Regions from separate parts of the Mus musculus genome. Here region 1 is linked to region 2. Evidence: chromatin loops called from intact Hi-C (ENCODE). Cell type or tissue: heart. All regions are shown on one strand. Each heading gives the region's core, and the rest is flanking DNA. Links, peaks and the distances in the headings are about the cores only.

Region 1 (8,337 bases), core at 184-8,183, 1.3 Mb before region 2:
TTTTTGGGTAAAATCCTGTAAATATCTGTGAGGCCCATTTGGTTTATAACATCAGTGAGCTAAAGTATTTGTGTTTAGCTATTGGCAAGATTTGAGTATCTAAGTCTCACACTATCAGTGTGTGATGGTCAATATATGGTTTAAGCTACTGTAGTTTTTATAAACTTCAGTATCCTTGAATTTGAGGCACAAATGTTAAGAATAGGAATGTCCTCTTGGTGAACGTTTCCTTTGATGAGTATGTAGTGCCCTTTCCTATCTCTTCTGATTAGTTTCAGTTTGAAATCTATTTGCCAGATATTAAAATGACTACATCTGTTTGGCTTTTTAGGTCCATTTGCTTGGAACATCTTATTCCAATCCTTTCCCCGAGGTGATGATGACCCTTAACGTTAAGGTAAAGTGTTTCTTAGATAGAGCAGAAGGATGGATTCTGTCTTCAGACCCATTCCATTAGTCTGTATCTTTTTATTTAGGAATTGGAACCGTTAATGTTGAGAGATATCAATGAACAATATTATTTTGTTTTTATAGTGAGCGTGTCTGTGTTTCTTTTGATTTGCTGGTTGTCTTAGTCAGGGTTTCTATTCCTGCACAAATATGATGACCAAGAAGCAAGTTGGGGAAGAAAGGGTTTAGTCAGCTTACACTTTCCACATTACTGTTAATCACCAAAGGAAGTCAGGACTGGAACTCAAGCAGGTCAGGGAGCAGGAGCTGATGCAGAGGCCATGGAGGGATGTTCTTTACTGGCTTGCTTCCCCTGGCTTGCTCAGCCTGTTCTCTTATAGAACCAAGACTACCAGCCCAGAAATGGCACCACCCACAAGGGCACCTTCCCCCTTGATCACTAATTGAGAAAATGCCTTACAGTTGGATCTTGTGGAGGCATTTCCCCAACTGAAGCTCCTTTCTCTGTGATAACTCCAGCCTGTGTCAACTTGACACAAAACTAGCCAGTACAATTGACCCCTTGTCAACTTGACACACAAACACATCACTAGTAAGCCTCAACCCTTAGTTTCTTATTCACCCCCAAGATCTAAATAACTTTAAAAGTCTCACAGTCTTCACATATTAAAAGTTCAATCACTTTAAAATATCCAATATCTTTTCAAATCCAAAGTGTTTTTACAATTAAAAGTCCCTTAACTGTGGACTCCACTAAAATACTTCCTTCAAGAGGGAAAAATATCAGGGCACAGTCACAATCAAAAGAAAAATCAAACTCCAACTGTCCAATGTCTGGGATCTACTCATGATCTTCTAGGCTCCTCCAAGGGCTTGGGTCACTTCTCCAGCCTTGCCCTTTGTAGCACACACGTCGTCCTCTAGGCTCCAGCTGCCTGTACTTTACTGCTGCTGCTGTTCTTGGTGGTCATCTCATGGTACTGGCATCTCCAAAACGCTGCTGTCTTCCACTGTAACTAGGCTTCAACAATAGCCTCTCATAGGCTTTCTTCATGATGCCAAGCCTCAACTCCTTTGCATGACTCATTCAGTCCTGGGCCATCAATTGCAATTGAGGCTGCACCTTCACCAATGGCCTTCCATGGCCTCTCACAGTGCCGAGCCTCAGCTGCTCTGCGTGACCCCTTCATGCCTTCAAAACCAGTACCACCTGGGTGACTCTTACACATTACCAAGTCCTGCTGCAGCAAGAGGTACAACCTTGGTTATCTCTGGAACAGCCTCTTTGTCCTCTCAGAAAACATTTCCCAGAAGATGTCATCTTAATGATGCTGGTCTCTTCTTAATCACCGCTAATTTCTTAGCTCCAGCTAACCAGCATCAATAGTCCCACTAATGCAAAGTTTTCACTTTAGTAGTTCTGGTATCTTGTTAATCACAACTGATTCTTCAGCCCCAGCTAACCAGAACCACAGAATCTTCACAGTCAAAATAGCTTTGATTGTGATTAAAAGTCTTTAATCTTTCCTCTGAAATTTCACAAGCCAGGTCTCCATCTTCTGCACTGTTCTCAACATTATCTTCCAAGCTCCTACACAACACCCCACAGAGCTCTTAACACTGAATGGATCTTCTGACCCAAAGGTCCAAAGTTCGTCCACAGTCCTCCCCAAAACATGGTCAGGTTGTCACAGGAATACCCCACTATGCTGGTACCAATTTGCTTCGTGGTCATGATGTTTTGTCCAGGAATAGAAACCCTGACTAAGACATTGGTCTAGGATTATTATTCCTAGGTTTTCTTGTTTCTTGGATGTGGTTAACCTCTTCTGGTTGAAGTTTTCCATCTAGCACTTTCTAAAGGGCTGGATTTGTAGATAGTGCTTGGATTTTTTTTTTTTAAATCACAGAATGTCTTATTTTCTTCATATATTGTGATTGAAAGTTTGGCTGTGTATACTAGTCTGAAATGGCATCTGTGTTCTCTTAGAGCTTGTAGAACATGAACCTAACCTGTTTGACTTTTAAAATCTATGTAGAGAAATCAGTTGTAATTCTAATTGGCCTGCCTTTATATGTTACTTGGTTTTCTACCCTTAGAACTTTTAATACTCTGTCTTTGTTCTGTACATTTAATATTTTTATTATTTGTGTCAAGAGGAATTTCTTTTCTGGTCCAATATATTTGGTGTTCAGTAAGCGACTTGTTCCTTGATAGGTACCTCCTTCTTTAGGTTAGAAGCAATTTCTTTTATGATTTCATTGAAAATGTTTTCTATGCCTTTGACCTTCCTCTATTCCTATTATTCTTAGATTTAGTCTTTTCATAGTGTCCCAGTTTTCTGGATGTTTTGTGTCAGGTTTTTTTTTTTTTTTTTTAGATTTAACATTTTCTTTGACCGAGGTATCAGCTTCTTTATGGTGTCTTCAAAGCCTGAGAATCTCTTTACTGTTATTTTGACAAAATTCCATTTTATTTTACATATGAGCCCTTATGCCTGAGATTCTCACTACCCCCTCTTATATTTTGTTTGTGAGGCCTTTGAGGTTCCTGTTTGAGTCCCTAAATTTTTTATTTTCAGATTTTCTCTCAGTTTTGGTTTTCTTTATTGATCCTGTTTTCTCTTTCAGGTCTTGGACTGTTTTATTGATTTCCTTCCACTGTTTGTATTTTCAGATTTATTAAAGGGGTTTATTAATTTCCTCTTTAAGTACCTCTATCATATTCATGAAGGTTACTTTAAAGTCTTTGTCTTCAACTAAGTTTCAGTTCTCGGGCCTGTTGCTGGGATCTAATGGAGACATGTTATACTGGCTGGTTTTTATTCTGTTTTTATGATGGCATGTAGGCATCTGGGTTTGGGGATGTTTGTAATTCCAGGTGCTGACATCTGGTCTTGCTTTTGCTGAGTGGGTTTCTTTTCCTTGTTTTTTGTTTGTTTGTTTTCTCTGGTTCTTAGGAGTCTGTGGTGGCTGTGTGTTGCCTGGTAGAATGCTTCTCAGATCCAGCCAGTTGTGGCTACTGGGGGTTCCAGGTACAATGTGTTTCTTGGTATTGAGAGCTGACATTTAGGAATGAAGATGGGCTGGAGGGGAGGAAGTAAGGAGGGCTGCAGAGGGAGGGAAGGTGGGTGATCTACCAGGGTCTGTTTAGTCCCCTGGGAATGGGATCAGAGAGTGAGAAGAGGCCACAGCAGTTCTGCTACAGATAAGACTAGAGGATTGGATTTGGAGAGATAGAGGGAGAGGTAAAGATCTGGAGTTAGCCTACCTGCTTTTCTGGCCAGCACTGCCTCGCCTCTAACTTATTCTTCTTCTCCAAATACTAGTCCTGGACTTCTGCCACTGAATGAAGAGATTTTCACTAATGTAAAGGAAACAAACAAAGGGGAAAATAATGATTTCCCCCCTTTACTACAAGCATCCTATTTGGAGGGGTTTTTTTTCTTCTATTTTTCTGAAGCTATGCAATTTCTATTTCCCTAGAGCTGTTTTATGAGGTGATAACTGTACGATGCCAGCACTTACTTCATAACTTAAAAAACAGATTTCTAATTTACATGTATAAATATTTTGCTTGTATGTATATGTGTCTGTACATCACAGACATGGTTGATCCCCTTGAAATTCAGAGAAGGTGTCAGATTGTTTAGAGCTGTAATTATAGATAGATAGGTAGATAGATAGATAGATAGATAGATGTGATAGATAGATAGATAGATAGATGTGATAGATGTGATAGATGTGATAGATAGATAGATAGATAGATAGATAGATAGATAGATAGATAGATAGATGTGATTTTCCACAAGAGTTCTGGGGACCAAACCCAGGTCCTCTGAAAGAACATAGAGTGTTTTTAACTTCTCAGCCTCTTACTCGGTCACCTTGATCTCGTTTTCTGAGTATGTTTTAAACTTCTAATGATAATTTCAACATTATCAAATTATTCAATGATAATTTTCAACATTGGAAAACCCTTTAAGAGTGATTTATTCAACCACTTGTATCTGGTAGAGATAACCCTAGACTTAGGGTTAGGAAGTTCAAGTTTCAGAAGGCAAAGACAGTTCCTGTGTCTGCAGCCACTCTTAATGGCTTTAAGGCTCAGAGGCAATCAGGGAGAGCCATGAAGTTGAGCAGGGAGGTGCTTTTCCTCAGCCTGTGGGTCAGACAGCTAAGAGTCAACACAATGTGTTGGAAGCCAGAATGGTTAGTTGCTGGAAGAAGAATGTCTTGAAACAGATCTTTAAAACGGGCAAGTTCAAGGGGGAGCAGAAGGCCCTTGCGGGAAGGCAAGCGGACAGGAAAGCCAGCTTGGATTGTTGGAGTGAGAATAAGACTGTGGAAGGCTTGTCTGAGCGTGGGTACCAGGAACTCAGCTAGGACTACAGCTGCTAGTAAGCCGAAAGCCATGTGCAAGGCAACCTGCTGCCGCGCACCCAATCAGCGGCGAGGGGCTGGACTACAGAACTCCGCCCCTAGTTGCAATTGCTAAGGAAGCGCTTCCGCCTGGGAGGTCTGCGCCTGCGCAGTCTCCAGGCTCCACCCCTTTCCCCTCCCGCCAGGATGTTTCTTACGGCCAACATGGCCGCCCCCTGTGTGTCCTGCGGCCGAGTGCTTTCCCTTTGGTTCACTCCCGCTGTTAGAGCTAGCCTCTGCCAGAGGCCCGGGTACTGGACAGCCTCGGCGGTTGGCTGGCAGACAGGGACCAGGTTCCAGGTAAGGTCCTGGGAGCTGGAGCTGGCGGTCCGTGTGGTAGGGTGACGTGAAGCCGGCCCACCTTCCAGGGCTGCCAGAGCCCTCAAGGTAGAGGTCGGAGGTCACGCTTGGGGATCGGGGAATCGGCCGCGGACGGATCCTCTGCAGCCTCTCCCTGGGCTTTGAGGAGCAAAGGGTTCGGCAGATGGAGTTGGGTGGCTGCCTGGGTCTTGTGATTCGTCCCGGGGAGAAGGGGAGCCGAACTCTGCGCGACCCGGAAGATGTCCTGGGCAGAGTCAGTCTGTGGAGCGAACTGAGACTTTTTACAAGTGCTCTGCGTTTGCGGAATTTCAGTTTTTGTAATTTTCCCGAAACTTGTGTGTGTGTGTGTGTGTGTGTGTGTGTGTGTGTGTGTGTGTGTGACATTAGGAGAGCAGAATTTGACCGCTTCGCTCAATTCCGGGGTCGGTGTGAAGCTGGGATTTCTAGCTTGAGTCTTTGCTTGTCGCCCGTTTAATGTGGCTCATTAAAAGTGGGAGAAAACGAGCTTCGGCTGTAATTGCACTTAAAGTGTCTGTGGCATATTCTACCGGAGATTTCCAGTAGTCCTTTCGGTGGGTGTGCCCGTGACACAGGAGGAGACCTAACTTTGAAGTCCTGTTACCTTGCAGGTTCTAATGGAAACCCAGGGAATAGCGCGCAGATGGTGTCCTGCAAGAGTAGGCAGATGAACAGGCCGAAAGAGAGGTCTCAAGAGATTGAGAACACGCGGTCAAACAAGTGGGGGTTGGAAAACAGAACAGTTTGAGTAGAAAGAGTACGAAATGTTGGAAAAGCAGTACTACCACCAGATATTGCCGAGAAGTTAAACGCTGGATCTTAGAACTGTTTTACAAAATGACTGGCCACCTTTTTCTGTTATTTGATGTTGTAACATAAACCAATTTGTCCATTGATCTGTTAAACATCTGGGTTTCTTGGTTTTGAAAATTGGAAAATGTGTTGGACATTTTTATTTCTTCTATACATCTCTTTGAGACACATAATTGCATATGAGAGGAACTGTAGCATACAAAATATGTTTATTGGTAATGATTATATGGGCAGGTGGCTCTCACTCTCCTATATTCTGAACCTAGTGTACCCTTCTTCTTTCTCTTTATTCTTATAATTATGTGTAAACAAACACATTTTACAAAATGAGCCTCGCTGGGTCACATCCCTTTTACCTTTTTAATTTACAGGGGGAATACATGTATGTGTCTTTTATTATGTCTAAAGCTCATTCCGGTTGCACACTGCTTTCTTCCCACGGATGCATGCATACACATTGTCTTGGTTACTTTTCTGTTGCTTCGAAAAGACACCTGAACAGGGAGAGACTGGGGTTGGCACAGGGTTTTGAAATCTTAAAGCCCAGCCCCCAGTGGGATACCTCTAACAACAAGCCCCTCCCCCCATGTATGTATACACACACAAAGACATTTAGAAACCTTTTTTTTGTACAGTGCCTGCCGAAAATACTAATGTTTCTTAATGTTCATATTAAAAATCACTTATCCACGTCTGCATATAACATTAATAGCTGTATTTCTCTTGGGGCCCATGTTTTATATAAAAAAATTAATGACTTTATGAGCAAATAAAACACTAACCAAGTAATCCCCTCCCCATTTCATATTTGGGTCATGTGCCATTAATTATGGAATCTCTTCAAAGGTCATAAACAGCTTGAAAGGAGTAGAGGTAATAGAATAATAAAAGGCATTTTACAAAGTGTTTTCATGTTTTGTTTACACTGCCAAGTGTATAGTAGGTACTGATATCAACAGAAACTGTGGGTGACAGTAAAAATTTTTGAGAAACACTAATGCCACTAACATAAGGAAGCAAGCTTTACTTAGGTGTGACTCCTGGGTCTCAGTTGGGACCCTTGCTAGCTGGCTTCCTCCTCTGATGTCCTTATAGTATTTATGGGTTCTTACCAATTTCATATTATGCCTCAACACAACCACAAACTCTGAACATCCCAAATATAGTTATAGATAGCAGCCATATATGTGAGTGACCAAAGTTTTCATAAAGTGCACCTGAACATGTTCGGATTCTGTAATGTGCTGTGAGAGATTTCCAGAAATAATACAGAAGAACCACAGACATGTATTTACCTGATTCAGTCTGGAGTCAACAGAGGGTGACACAGGTGATCAAAGGCAGCCCCCCAGGGAATGTGACAGTATATTGGAAGCTTCAGCAACAGTTAGTCATTTCATATATATGAATGTACTTGTATAAGCTGTTTATATAGTATCTATAAATTTTATGTAGTGATTATGCTCTAGAAAGATATAGTTGTACAACAATATAAAAGGGTACATTATAATCGGAGTAGGCTCTAGCAACAACAGATAATTGGTTAGAACTTAGGGACTGAGTCAGAGATTGGAGTTACCAAACCAGCCACATTGTGGCCACTACTTAATATGCCGATCCCTGAAACAATGCATTTTGAGGAAAAGATTTGTTCATCTTTCAAACCAGTGGACACCGGAGAGCAAGTTTCCACCCTGCCTCTCTGTGGTGAGAGTTGACCGTATTTATGAGATAGAGGACAGTTGTCCGGGGTGTAGGAAAGGTAATCAGAGGTGGGTAAGAGTGCCTCGATGGTGGTGGTCTGTCATATATAACCAGCTTCCTGGATCTTCACACAGCAGCTGGATTTTCTTTGTATTGCTGTGGTTAAAAACTCATGACCAAAAGCAAATTGAGGTAGGAAAGGGTCTTTTGAGATTAGAAGTTACAGTCCATCATCAAGGAGAGCAAGGCCAGGAGCCTTACTACATCAGTTATAAATCAAGGAAATCCCACAGGCTAATCTGATGGAGGCTGTTCCTCATTTGAGGGTATCTTTTTCCAGATGACTGTAGCTTGTGACAATTTGAAAAAACTAGCCAGCACATATTAGCATGAAGTCCAGAGGTCACTTGTTATTGGACAAAGAAAGAGCTGCCATTTACAAGGTTTGAGTTCTTTCCCAGTTCTTGAAAAGCAGCATTAATCTTGTGATGTGTAGTTAGTGGTGTAATGTATAAGCTACAAAAAGTCCACTGTTTAGCTAGTAGTCTCTAAAATTGGTGGTAAAAGCAAGTAGCTAAAACAAATGGAGTAAAGGGTTAATCTTCCTTCAGACTCAGTGGCATCAGGAGTTGGACATTTTGTTAAGTC
Region 2 (8,337 bases), core at 170-8,169:
GAAAGAGTCAGATGCAGATATTTGCATCCAACCAATGGACAGAGGCAGCTGACCCCTGTTGGATTAGATAAAGGCTGAAAGAAGCTGAGGAGAAGGGCGGCCCTGTAGGATTACCAGCAGGACCTCTAAACAGACCACCACCTTCACATACTGTACCACCAAACAGACAGCATACACCAGCTGATATGAGGCCCCCAATGCACATACATCAGAGGGCTTCTGGGTCTGTGTTCATTCAGAGATGATGCACCTAACCATCAAGAGACTGGAGGCCCCAGGGAGTTTAGAGGTCAGGTGGGGTGGGGACATCTATGTGTGTATGTGTGGGGGGAAGGTATAGGATGTAGAACAGTCGGAGGGTAGATGGGGGAGGGAATAAAATATGGAGTGTAAAAAAATAAATTAATTAAAAGAAAAGAAATACTGTCAAAAATAAACAAAACAAAACAAACAAAGTTTGGAGCTGAGACAAAAGGATGGACCATCTAGAGACTGCCATATCCAGGGATCCATCCCATAGTCAGCCTCCAAACGCTGACACCATTGCACACACTAGCAAGATTTTGCTGAAAGGACCCTGATATAGCTGTCTCTTGTGAGACTATGCCGGGGCCTAGCAAACACGTAAGTGGATGCTCATAGTCAGCTATTGGATGGATCACAGAGCCCCCAATGGAGGAGCTAGAGAAAATACCCAAGGAGCTAAAGGGATCTGCAACCCTATAGGTGGAACAACATTATGAACTAACCAGTACCCCGGAGCTCTTGACTCTAGCTGCATATGTATCAAAAGATGGCCTAGTCAGCCATCTCTGGAAAGAGAGGCCCATTGGACTTGCAAACTTTATATGCCCCAATACAGGGGAACGCCAGGGCCAAAAAGTGGGAGTGGATGGGTAGGGGAGTGGGGGGAGGGTATGGGGGACTTTTGGGATAGCACTGGAAATGTAAATGAGGAAAATACCTAATTAAAAAAAAAAGAAATACTGTCATGTGCTTTAAGTGCTAATATATTAACTCATGTAAGCATTCCTTATAATTCTATGAGGCAATTACTATTATTCCTACTTTACAGATACAGCATAGCAGATTAATTTGCTCAAGGCTACATAGCTATTAGCTAAGAATGAAAAGTCAGGTTCTTGTTCTGGAATCTTTACAATTCTAAGTCTGTACTGCCTCTACTGTGCAAACTGAAAGCAAGGCTATTATACAGAAATGATGATTTAACCCATTCTCCTACCTCCCAAAGTTGACCAGAAGATACTGAGGATATGACCATAGCTTACCTCTGTATGACTCATTTTCACTGTTGAAAAATAAGCGTAAGGTGCACTACATCTGAGAAGCAAAGGGCATCTCTCTGAAAAGCAGATTCTGTTGTAAAAGGTGAGTTGTCAGACAAGGATATGACCCCAAACTAGGAATGTGCACATTCAAAATCTGAAATAGACACAATTAGAAACTCTTTTACACACTGGTATCTCTGTACATAGTCATTACTCAACCACATATTACTTTCAAGATTTTTATGAGCACTCAAAACTAATTACAGGAGCTGGCAGATATTATATAAGACAAAGCAAATTTGATACTTTGACACAGACACCTTAAAGTAGTTCATTCCAAAACAAGATGCTATACCTTTTAAAAATATATTTGGAATATATTTATAAGAATCTCCATTCTTAACCAGCCCAACTTAATTTCTACTAAATAAGTTCCTTTGTTATTCCTTTTTTGATACAATCTCAACAATTTTTAATTATTTTCCCTGAAGCTATTAAATCAATCATTCCATTTTTCTCTCCTTCATATAACAATAGTCCTTGTCATGTGATCCTATCGACTCTGGGTTTGGCTACCAAAACATTTCAAACTTCTACTTTTGAGTTAAGCTATGGCAGATTTCTAGAAATTTCGAACTGATTTTTCACCCTGAACCACAGAGAAAATCTATCCCGGGATTTTTTTTTTCATTTTCAGCCAGAATCCTATAATGAAGATAGTCTGAGAAAACTTAAAGCCAAATTAAAGCCTGGAGCGCAGTCTAAGTCACAACTGACCTGAAGGGCTGGAAGCACTGAGAGCTACTATAATTTCTGAGATCCCCTTTTATTGTGAGAGCTTTCATTTTTCAGCATATCACTGGCACGAGAATTTCCATTATCATCCATGTGCATGGACATTTGTTTATTCAGTAGGTAACAGTAACATGGTTCAAAGCGCAAAAGATTCGAAGAATATATTTAAAAAAAAAAACCTTTGTCAAAATAAGCCTCTAATTTTTTTCTTTTTTCTTCTCTTCTTTCTCCTCTGTGCTCTTTCTAGTCTTTTAAACTTGGGGAACACAATCACTCAAGAGAGTGAAATGGGGAAACTAATGGAAATACCCTACTGCTCCTTAAAAAGACTTAAACTAACATATTAGTCTTGCACCTCTATCCACATCAATGCACTTCCCCTTCCAGTTCCAAATATATCAAGAACTGCCAGTTTTTGTGTGATCTGAAGGCTTTTATTAATTCAGACTAGTTTTATAGATTCCCCCCCCCCCCGTTGGTTTAACCACTGCTTTTTAAGAGTTCATTATTCAACTGTTAATATCTCCAAGGTGTCTTTCCCAGTGACTACCCCCCCACCCTCGCAAAAGCCAGGTTGGGTGGGGCCTGACTATAATCTCAGGATTTGAAAGGCAGAAAGGAGAATCTGCAAATTTGAGACCAGACTGGGCAAGACCCTGTCTCAAAAACAGAACAAAACAAACAATAACAAAACTAAACACAAAACAACCAACCAACCCCATAAAGAACTCTTTCCTGTCACTTTAATGGGATTTCAGAAAAACAGTACACTTAGATACATGTTTTTAAGTTAATATCAACCTGGGAAGCTCTTCCAGACTAACCTGTGATTTTAAGGAAAACGGCTTTCCTCCAGACTTCATTATGAACTTGTTCTAGACTGCTTCAGCAACACCGAAAACGTCCCATATGGTAAGCGCTCGAAGCGACTGTTATCTCCGCCCCCCCCCCCCCCCCCACGCTTTAGATAAGGGAGGACGGAAGCCTGGCTCAGCCTCAGTGTCGCCCCACAGCAGAGGGAGAACACTGCACCAACCCACCAACCCGGTAGAAACAAGGTGACGACTGTGACACAAAACAAATATAGCTGATGCGGTACGGGGTTCAAACGTCCTGGACAATCAAGCCAACAGTTTAGGGGGGAGGGGCTACTCACACTCACAAGGTAGTTATTTTCTGGTAGTTAGCTTCCACTAAGCTCCCCAAACGCCACGGCCACCCGACTTCCAGTTTAAAAAAAAATAAACATTTACTCACTGTCTGTTCCGTCTGCAGCACTACCTAGGCTGTCACCGCGCGAACAAAACTGTGAGTTCTAGGATCGCCGGGGTCGACCAACCATACGACCAAAAAAAAAAAAAAAAAAAAAAAATTCCAAACCCGAGGTTAGAGGTCGACGGGAACCGTCGTTTATTCGCTTAACGAACGCGCGCGTCCCGGGCCCGTCTGGGAGGAGGCTTAGCTCCCGTCACCCCCAACAGCTCGTGAGAGTCGCCGCGGCCCGGCTCCACCTGCCCGTCGTCCTAAACCCGTGTCCACCCTCCTCGGCAAAACAGACCGTCGGCGGCTGCCGGCCGGGAGCGCTTGGCTTCCACGGACGCCTCGGGCGGAGGAGAGCAGCAGCCCCCGAGGAGCTGCCGGCCGGCCTCACCACCGCTGCCTCCACTTCCCGCCGCCGCGCTTACCAGCGAACGCACGAGTGACCGCCAGCGCCCAACCGCCCTCACTCTCTTCAGGGAGCGAACTAACACGCTCGAAGCGACCGCCTCGCCGCCCCCGTCAGCGCGGCCCGCTACTGCGCTGGCGCACGCAGGCTTCGCCCGGGGCTCGTGGGGCGCGCCGCGAGGCTCGCCGGGAAAGAGAGTTTTCTGCCGGCTTTTAGCTCGGCCACGCCCCTCGCGGGCGCCTGGAGGCTGGACTCCTGAAGCCGGAGTCTGTATGCTGGGACCGCCGAGCCGAGCGCGGGAAAGGATTTTCTTGTCGCTGCCTTGGCTTCTTCCGGTCTGATCAGCCCATCGGAAGACACGGAGTCAACCCTGACAACTTCTTTCCTCACATCCCGCCGTGAATTCTTTATCCCTTTGCATTTCAGGCGGGTACGATTCAGTACCTCGCGGGCATAGGACAGCTATGCATGCGGCCCAAAACAAAATCTTGCACTTAAAATTCTCTCATTCTCTCTCTCTCTCTCTCTCTCTCTCTCTCTCTCTCTCTCTCTCTCTCTCTCTCTCTCTCTCTCTCTCTCTCTCTCTCTCTCTCTCTCTCTCTCTCTCTCTCTCCTCTCTCTCTCTCTCTCTCTCTCTCTCTCTCTCTCATTTATCAATCATCTATCTATCCATTCACCTAAAGTATTTTTATTTTTTGGCGACTTGACCTCGTAATTCCCTGTGCGCCAGGCTAGGTTAAGCCTCCCACATTACCATTGCCTGCTTTGTCTACCGGTCATCAGAAGGGTGGGTTGCTAGCATCCTTGTGCCCATCACTTCATTTGGATAACCCTGAGGGTATATAGGACCCATCCACTCAGTCCCACCCAAAGACTTCGTACCTTCCTCTTTAGAGCCAAATAATCAGAATTTCCTCCTGTTCTTTCAGGGGCTTTGCCACTTCACCCCAAACCTACCAAGCAAGCCCAACTGCAGAGGTTTGACTCTTCCAGTTCCTCAGATTGCAGCTTTTACTTAGGACTTCATCTACATGTCCTTTTTGTCTTTTTCCTTAAGGAGTGTGTGTGTGTGTGTGTGTGTGTGTGTGTGTGTGTGTGTATTTATTTGACTGACTCTCCTGATTAGGATAACACGTGGCAAATGTTTACTAAATGAATTAAATCCCCCTTATGCACTTGGTTACCTGCCCTCTTCTGACACAGTACATATTAAGAAACAACTAAGGGAAAGCCATTTATGACAAGTGCTTTCTCAAGTTACAGTCTTAACATTTTTAAATTAACACTTCCTTATTGTCTGTTAACCTGTCTTCCTTCTTTCCCTCCTCTGCCCGTTTTCTTCCCCAGACTCTCTCCTCTCTTCTTTGGGTTCTTGAGTGTGTTACAGTGTCAAAAACCAGGAGCCAACACTGAGATGTTGCAAGGGAAAAATTTTACTCTTACAGCCAGACAAGACTTAAACTCTCCTCAGTAGTAGGAGAATAAAAGCAGCCCAGACCAGAAACAGGCCTTTTTATGGCAAATGAGCAAGTGATTTTTAAAAAGACAGACAAAAACAAAACAAAACAAAAAACGGAGCCAACAAATGGAATTTTGGAGTTATTTTTATGAGCATAGGAATGGTACATACTCTGAGTAGACAGTGAACATACCATGAAACAGTTTATGGTCACCAATTCTTGCAAGAATGGAAACAGTTTACATTGTATCATTCACAAGATTCCTGCAGAAAAACATGAAAACAACAAACCCGACTAACCAACCAATGACATAATCAAGGTGACCTCTAGACGTGGGTGTGCTTATGGTGTGATCTGTCCCTTAATGGAGTCCGTACTGCCACTGTCCGCTCTACCACTAACACATTGCCAGCTCAGGTCTGATACCTTTTCTATGCTTTATTTACCTGTCCTAAGTTTCAATTTCCAGTAATTGTACACTCATTTGCAGCTATCATCAAATTCTAAGGGCATCTTATCATTTCTAGAGGAAACTTACCATTCCCTCTCTTACCTTTCACACCAGACACCCACCAATATGATTTGTGACTATTGAATGGAGTCACAGAATGAGATCTTTGATCTGTCACCTTGCACTTGGAATGTGTAAGTGTACCCTGCTTCTTCTTCTCAAATAATTCCTATCACTGAATCCTATTAAACAGTTTTATGTATCCGTTTACTAGTTTGTGAACATTTGGCTTATTGTGAATCATATTGCTACAGTGTTCAGATAAGACAGTGGTGCTTTTGAGAGAGAAGCAGAGGGAGATTTTAAGAGATTAAGCTGAAGGCTAGGAAGATGGAGAGAGGGTTCTCAAGGCAAGAAATGTTAAGAATGCCCCATTAGAAGAAGAAGAAAAAAAAGAGGCTAGGAAACCCCCACCCCATACATCAGAAGGATTCAGCCCTGCTAAATGTCTTAATATTAATTAACCCAGGGAAACATTTCAGATTGTGACTTCTAGGATTGTAACAACACATTTTTATTGTTTTAGAGGACTAAGTATGTGATACTTATAGGAATAGGATAGTAATAGGAAACTAATATAAAACCGTTATTTATGAACCAAAATTTGAGTTCTATGTTGTACTGGCTGGTTTTATGTGTCAACTTGATGCAGGCTGGGGTTATCACAGAGAAAGGAGCTTCAGTTGGGGAAGTACCTCCATGAGATCCAGCTGTGGGGTATTTTCTCAATTAGTGATCAAGGGGGAAAGGCCCTTTGTGGGTGGGACCATCTCTGGGCTGGTAGTCTTGGTTCTATAAGAGAGCAGGCTAAGCAAGCCAGGGGAAGCAAGCCAGTAAGGAACATCCCTCCATGGCCTCTGCATCAACTCCTGCTTCCTGACTTTTTGAGTTCCAGTCCTGACTTCCTTGGTGATGAACAGCAGTATGGAAGTGTAAGCCGAAGTGTAAGCCGAATAAATCCTTTCCTCCCCAACTTGCTTCTTGGTCATGATGTTTGTGCAGGAATTGAAACCCTGACTAAGACATATGTGTACTGATGATTTCAACCACTTAAAATGCTAATATTATTCTTAGTCTCAAGGTTGTACAAACATGGATGGTGGGCCAGATTTGGGTTGTAGTTTAAAATGTCCTAAATCAAGGCCTGGTATGGTGGTCTACTCCTTTAATCCCAGCACTCAGAAGGCAGGGGCAGGTAGAACTCTATGAGTTTGAAGCCAGACTGCTCTACATAGAGAGTTCCAGGTCAACCACGATTACCTAGTAAGACCATGTCAAAGAAAAAAAAAAGAAAGAAAGAAAAAGAAAAATACAACATAAGTTATTAAATGACCACATTGCATAAAATTCTGAAGAAGTAAAACTTGCAAAAAACCAAAACCAAAAACAAAACAGTGAATGTCTGAATCAATTACTATAACAATTCAGCCATGACCAAATAAATAATACGTAATTTGCATGGCTTTTTACATTGCTTCAAAATTAAAACGTCATTAGTACAATTCACTGTAAATGAATGCAACAAAAACAGAAAAAGAAAATATGAACAGTTCCAGTAGATATCTGAAAAACAAAACAAAACAAAACAAAACCAAAAAAACCCAACCAGTGGCTATTTAAAGCTCTTTTATTGGAGCTTGGTATTATATAACTGAATGCATATTATGTGTTCAACATTTATTGTATGAATCCCCATTAGTAATGGTTCACTTGGTTGGGCCATCCCCAACATAAGGTCAAACATCTTGGATGTTTCAGTCAGGGTATTTTTCAAAGAGATTAACATTAAAATCAGTGAACTTGGAGTAAAGTAGGTTGACTGTTGTGTGTGAGCTTTATCTAACTGGAGGAGAAACTTCAGTGGTGGGACTCATGGACTAGCATGCCTGGCCCCTAGCTAGTTCTTTAATTGCATTTTCAAGCTAATTGTCATTTTATTGACCCATTAAAATTTGTTGTCCCTTCCACAATCAGGGAAACCTGTTAGACCCCAAAAGAATCATCTTTGTAATCAAGATGCTTAAGGACTGAGGATTAGGGGAGAGTCTACAGGGAACTACTGCAAAGTATGGCGACTACATAATATAAAGAATCAGAGGTGTTACATTCCTGAAAGGAGCTAGAGAAAGTAGAGTCGATCCTGACTTCCAGAAAAAGGGAAAAACAAATACCAGGGCCGGAGGGAAACGAGCATTGGGTGGGCGGTGACAGGATTTGTAATAAGTGGTAATAGGTTTGACTACCAACAGAGGCAGAGGCCAGATAAAGGCAGCTCTAGCATGTTTTATTAGAATGAGGTTTGACTGAGACTCAATGAGTAGTTATTCCAAAAGAAAAAGAGCTTAAAACAGACAGAGTCATTTGCATTTTAAAACAGAGTCTTATTGTCTTCCAACTTACTATGTAGCTCAGACTGGCCTTGAACTCACAGAATCTTCTTGTCTTAACCTCTGAAGTGCTAGGATTATAGGCATGAACCACCACAATTGGCTGAGTTTTGTTTTGCTTTTGGAGGCCTGTTTGAATCAGAGCACTCACCAGAATCAAGGACCCAAACTCGCCTATTTCTTCTGCTCATAGGTAATAACTGTAACAAAACAGACCCTTAAAATAAAG

The links. Peaks named below come from ENCODE experiments on the same cell type or tissue, not always from the same donor. Only the 100,000 strongest peaks of a DNase experiment are listed, where the experiment ranks them.
Region 1: it touches region 2 in a loop (5-fold over the local background); 2 of 42 quality-filtered maps call a loop at or near these places.

Annotation. Positions count from the first base shown.
Region 1 is chr1:42,846,294-42,854,630 of GRCm38, forward strand. Mrps9 (mitochondrial ribosomal protein S9) reads left to right here and starts at 4,940. Exons shown (of 11, transcript NM_023514.4): 1 at 4,940-5,133. The coding sequence starts at 4,999. In heart, for the core only: no CTCF peak of the experiment used is centred there; a DNase peak (open chromatin) is centred at 4,938; H3K4me3 peaks cover 1,757 bases; H3K27ac peaks cover 1,483 bases.
Region 2 is chr1:44,098,559-44,106,895 of GRCm38, forward strand. Tex30 (testis expressed 30) reads right to left here and starts at 3,883. Exons shown (of 6, transcript NM_001356297.1): 1 at 3,770-3,883; 2 at 1,290-1,443. The coding sequence starts at 1,304. Poglut2 (protein O-glucosyltransferase 2) reads right to left here. Exons shown (of 10, transcript NM_023645.3): 10 at 7,988-8,337. In heart, for the core only: a CTCF peak has its summit at 3,967; DNase peaks (open chromatin) are centred at 3,183 and 3,923; H3K4me3 peaks cover 2,539 bases; H3K27ac peaks cover 2,140 bases.